Regions from separate parts of the Homo sapiens genome. Here region 1 is linked to region 2. Evidence: read pairs that join two places in POLR2A ChIA-PET (ENCODE). Cell type or tissue: MCF 10A. All regions are shown on one strand. Links, peaks and the distances in the headings refer to the core of each region. The heading gives the core; the rest is flanking DNA.

Region 1 (2,807 bases), core at 291-2,790, 91 kb before region 2:
TATGTAAAGGTCAAAGACAGGCTGGGTGTGGTGGCTCATGCCTGTAATCCCAGCACTTTGGGAGGCCAAGATGCATGCATCCCTTGAGCCCAGGCATTTGAGACCAAGTGTGGGCAGCATGGTGAAACCCTGTCTCTACAAAAAATACAAAAATTAGCAGGGTGTGGTGGTGTGCACCTGTGGTACCAGCTACTTGGGGGGCTGAGGTGGGAGGATTGCTTGAGGCCAGGAGGTTGAGGCTGCAGTGAGCTGTGGTCATGCCACTGTACTCCAGCCTGGGCGGCAGAATGAGACTCCATCTCAAAAACAAAAAAACAAACAAACAAAAAACCTCAGCAAACAGTACTTCTTTTCTCCATCAAGCTACCTATTAGCAATACATCTTTTACTTTTAAGAAATCTAAGCTATAGGTCAGGCGCGGTGACTCACACCTGTAATCCCAGCATTTTGGGAGGCAAAGGTGGATGGATTACTTGAGCAGGAGTTTGAGACCAGCCTGGCCAACACGGTGAAACCCCATCTCCACCAAAAATTACAAAATTTAGCTGAGTGCGGTGGTGTGCACCTATAATCCCAGCTATTCGGGAGGCTGAGGCAGGAGAATCACTTGAACCCGGGAGACAGAGGTTTCAGGGAGCCGAGACCATTCCACTGTACTCTAGCCTGGGCGGCAGAGCAAGATTCTGTCTCAAAAACAGAACAGAACAAAACAAAAATCTAAGCTACATTACTTTTTTTTTTGGAGATGGAGTTTTGCCCTTGTTGCCCAAGCCATAGTGAAATGAAGCCATCTCGACTCACTGCAACCTCCACCTCCCAGGTTCAAGTGATCCTCCTGCCTCAGCCTCCCGAGTAGCTTGGATTACAGGTGCACACCACCACACCTGGCTAATTTTTTGTATTTTTAGTAAAATGGGGTTTCACCATTTTAGCCAGGCTGGTCTCGAACTCCTGACCTCAGATGATCTGCACGCCTCGGCCTCCGAAAGTGCTGGGATTACAGGCATGAGCCACTGCGCCCAGCCTATATTACATTTTAAAAGAAGTTATTTGCCATTTTATTGTTGTTTATTATTCATATAATAAATTTTACTGTTTAAACTCCATTTTGTTATTATAAATTTATTTAAATGCTATTTATTTTATTGCTTAAAAAAATTTTTTTTGGACAGGGTCTCACTCTGTCACCCAGGCTGGAATGCAGTGGCTCAATCACGGCTCACTGCAGTCTCAACCACCCGGGCTCAAACAATCCTCCCACCTCAGGCCCCTAAGTAGCTGGTACCACGGGTGCACACGACCATGCCCTGAGAATTTTTGTATATTTTGTAGAGACAGGGGTCTTCCCATGTTGCCCAGGCTGGTCTCAAACTCCTGGGCTCAAGCAATCCACCCGCCTCACCCTTCTAAAGTGCTGGGATTACAGGTGTGAGCCACTGCTCCTGGCTAATACGCTACATTTTTTAAAGCCTATTTTTAAAATAAGTTTTTTCTTTGTTTGTTTTTACTTTTTTAGAGATGGGGGTCTCACTATGCTGCCCGTGCTAGAATATAGTGATTATTTACAAGTGCAATCATACCATGCTATAGACTGAAACTCCTCGGTTCAAACAATCTTCCTGTCTCAGCCTCCTGAGTAACTGGGACTACAGGCATGCACCAACATGCCCAGCAAAAAGAAGCTATGTTTAATATGGTTATTATGAGCAAGACTGTCATGTCTAAAGCAACAGACTTCAGTTTTACATGAAAAGTGCAGATACCAATGCATTTGCCTCTGATGATCTGTGATTATCCTTCTGATAGAATAATCTCTTGTTTGAGCTAAGCACATCTTGTTTGAAATACGATTATATATTTAGCAATCCTGACCTCTCATAGGACTTTTACACCTATAATAAAATTATTAATGCTTTGCATTTGTAAGGCATTTCATGGATTTTCAAGTGTCACTAGAAGACGTTTCCCTCATTGTACAGTTCAGAAAACTGAAGACAAGAGGCTGGGTGCGGTGGCTCATGCCTGTAATCCTGGCACTTTGGGAGGCTGAGGCGGGCAGATCACGAGGTCAGGAGATCGAGACCAGCCTGGCCAACATGGTAAAATCCCATCTCTACTAAAAATACAAAAAATTGGGCAGGCGCAGTGGCTCACGCCTGTAATCCCAGCACTTTGGGAGGCTGAGGCGGGCAGATCACCTGAGCTCAGGAGTTTGAGAGCAGCCTGGCCAACATGGTGAAACCCCATGTCTACTAAAGATAGAAAAATTAGCCAGATGTAGTTGTGGGCGACTGTAATCCCAGATACTTGGGAGGCTGTGGCAAGAGAATTGCTTGAACCCGGGAGGTGGAGGCTGCAGTGAGCCGAGATCGAGCCATTGCACTCCAGCCTGGGTAACAGAGTGAGACTCCGTCTCAAAAAAAAAAAAAAAAAAGAAAAAAAGAAACAAAAAAAGAAAACTGAAGACAAGAGAGAAGTTTTTTTCTTTTTTTTCTTTTTTGAGACAGGGTCTCGCTCTGTCACCCAGGATGTAGTGCAGTGGTGTGATCACGGCTCACTGCAGCCCCCATGTCCCAGGATCAAGCAATCCTCCTGCCTCAGCCTCCCAGGTAGATGGGACTACAGATGTGCATTACTACACTTGGCTAAAGAGAGGTTTTAATAAATAAAATAGCTATAATTTGGTAGGTAGAATTTAAATTATTGTATTAATAATTGTCTTCATATGCTATAACAAAATGCCATAAATTGCATGGCTTAAACAACAGTTTAAGCCATTTAATGAAATGCAAGGCAGCATGTTAGG
Region 2 (2,807 bases), core at 106-2,605:
ATAATACATTTTAAAAATCCGTTCGTCTTAGTCAATGTGCTCCATGGTGTCTTTTTTTCAAGGTTCGAGATGACACATTTAGTAGGAGATCAGGTTATGGGATAGTTCATGTTTGGAGAGGGGACAGAATTGATTTACAGACATACCACCTGTTTTCTCCTACTTTGGCTTTGGAGGACAAGTTGTAGTATCCTGAGGAAAAGCTGATTGTATCACTTATGACTGAGATTTTCATCTTTAGCCGCTTCTGTGTGATACATGAATTAATGGGTCATAACATAGGAGTTAGCTAATTTTCATTTTAAAATATTACTCAGAAGATATTTTTATCTTAATTGTACATTTCAACAACATAAATAAGCTGTTCAAGACTGTCTCCCATGCCTCCAAAACAAATAAAAACCCCCCACAACTCAAATGCATATAAGCTGTTACTATAGTATAATGGTGAGTTATAGCCAGTGTATGATGGGATTGTTGATAGAATAATGCATATTAGAGCTTTTAGTTCAAAAATTTGAGATAGTGATTCAGAAAGAAAAAAAGGAATGATTATCATGAATTCTGTTTATTAGAATTCTGTTTATTAAAGAGTTAAAGATATGTTTTATTTTTTTATCTTTATTATCATTATTTTTTCGAGATGGAGTTTCGCCCTTGTTGCCAGCGCTGGAGTGCAGTGGTGTGATCTTGGCTCACTGCAACCTCCACCTCCCGGGTTCAAGCAATTCTGCCTCAGCCTCCTGAATAGCTGGGATTACAGGCGCACGGCACCACGCTTGACTAATTTTTTGTATTTTTCGTAGAAACGGGGTTAGCCAGGCTGGTCTCGAACTCCTGACCTCAGGTGATCCACCCGCCTCAGCCTCCCAAAGTGCTGGGATTACAGGTGTGAGCCACGGCGCCTGGCCAAGATGTGTTTTATTATTTGCACTTGTGTAATGGCAAAGAAAATAGGTTACTAAGCTTGCTCTTGTTAGAATATCCTTTGTAGTCACTCATTTGATGATGTTGAGTAAGAATCTTTCCTCTGTTAATACGTCTTTGTTTAAAAGAAAATAAGTTACCTTTGTAGTCTTTGTACATTTTTCTTTGCAGAAAGTTTCCCCTCTGCTGGATAATAATTAATTTTATAAAAGTGTTTAATCCAGTACTGATTATATTCCCTTGTGAGCTGGATGAAAAGAAACTTCTGAATGTTTGTAACCACAGATTGATGATTTGGTTACAAAGACTCTCTGTTGGTGATGGTTTCTGAGAACTGGAAGGTAAGCTTGTTCCTTGGGTGAGTCATCATGTTGTCTTGCAGTCGGTCATGTGTTTTCTTAGCAACTGCTGTTGATTTCAGGTTTGAGCAGGGTGAGCATGTTTTGAAGTGATCCAACAGATTCTTTTAGGTTATATATGGCTGCTAAATCTTATACACTTACTGTTACTATTATGTGTCTTACAAGGAGTGAAAGATTGAATTCTTTTTTTATCTCTACCTTCCAAATCATTTCTTTTCTAATTTGTTTTTCAGGGGTAGTGAGGACTGGGAGTGGGGGTAAAAAAGGAGAAAAATAAATGAATCTGGGATATCATGAGTCTGCCTGTTTATGCCCCTGGACTAGAGCAGAACCAAAAGGACCTCCATGTGCTGATAGGGTTAAATATGATTTCCTGGGGTGTTGATCTTGAGTAATACTCCGTGTGCATACATTCTATAGGAACAAGTGAATTTTAGAAATGTCTGTGGTATAGTGTAGTGGTTAAAAGCTTGGGTTCTGAAATCAGTCTGACCCCTGGTTCAAATTCTAGCTTTGCCATATACTAGAGGTGTTATTTTGGGCAAATTACTTAACCTCTCTGAGTAGAGTTTCCTCATCTGTAAAAGTGAAACTAAAATCCCACGTACTTATATTACTGAGATAATACAGGTAACAGAAAGCATAGTACCTATAGAACACATGGTAACAAATGCTAGTTATTACATTCAGTTCAAGGGTGCAGTACACAAGGGGCTAGGTATCAGGTGTTTAGGGGACAGTCAGAAATGAATCATATATGAGCCCTAATTCTTCAGGAACTGGGGGAGATGGCCTTGTAAACAAGTCACTGTAGTATTATCTAGAATGGAAGAAGTGCCAACTGAAGTACAAGCAAGGTGCTGTGGGTGCATAAAGCAAGTGATGCCAACTTTGGGGAAGTTAGGGCTAATTTTGTAAAGCATTTGCCATTTGAGCTGAGGGTGTATTGCCAGGCCTAGAATGATGAGTAGGGCTTTTATGGGTGGAGAGTGGAGGAGAGTGATTCTCCTGCCTTAGCCTCCCAAGTAGCTGGAGGCTACTCCCAAGTGGAGGAGAGTAGATTTTGTATTTTTAGTAGAGATGGGGTTTCACCATGTTGAGCAGGCTGGTCTTGAACTCCTGACCTCAGGAGAATCACGTGAACCCAGGAGGTGGAAGTTGCAGTGAGCCGAGATCACGCCACTGCACTCCAGCCTGGGCAACAAGAGCAAAACTCTGTACCCACCCCCCCCCCAAAAAAAAAGAAAAGAAAAAAGAAATTTATCTGGCCTTTAAAAAAAAGAACACCAGGCTGGGCAACCAAGCAAGACCTTGTTTTTACAAATCAAAAACAAAAAACCTGTTTCCATCTACTTCTGAGATTCCTTTTTCTTTAGCATATCTTCTAGCTCATTAAAAAAGGATTTATGGATCTTCTTGGAAGATAACACTTCCAACAACAAAAATGTTCCTTCTGACCCTTTATCTCCAATGACTTGGATTACAAAATTCTTCAATTTTCTTTTCATGGAATTTCAG

The links. ChIA-PET counts read pairs that join two places held together with the same protein. Peaks named below come from ENCODE experiments on the same cell type or tissue, not always from the same donor. Only the 100,000 strongest peaks of a DNase experiment are listed, where the experiment ranks them.
Region 1: POLR2A ChIA-PET joins it to region 2 with 5 read pairs; 3 of 35 experiments call an interaction of 5 or more read pairs at or near these places.

What each region holds. Positions count from the first base shown.
Region 1 is chr14:63,772,052-63,774,858 of GRCh38, forward strand. It overlaps a transcript of SYNE2 not described here. Among named protein-coding and RNA genes, the nearest start is that of SGPP1, 45 kb to the left of the region's middle. RefSeq lists an enhancer at 1,652-1,711. In MCF 10A, for the core only: no CTCF peak of the experiment used is centred there; a DNase peak (open chromatin) is centred at 1,660.
Region 2 is chr14:63,863,202-63,866,008 of GRCh38, forward strand. All of the region lies in intron 1 of SYNE2 (spectrin repeat containing nuclear envelope protein 2), which reads left to right. Among named protein-coding and RNA genes, the nearest start is that of SYNE2, 12 kb to the left of the region's middle. RefSeq lists an enhancer at 1,171-1,230. In MCF 10A, for the core only: no CTCF peak of the experiment used is centred there; DNase peaks (open chromatin) are centred at 1,020 and 1,300.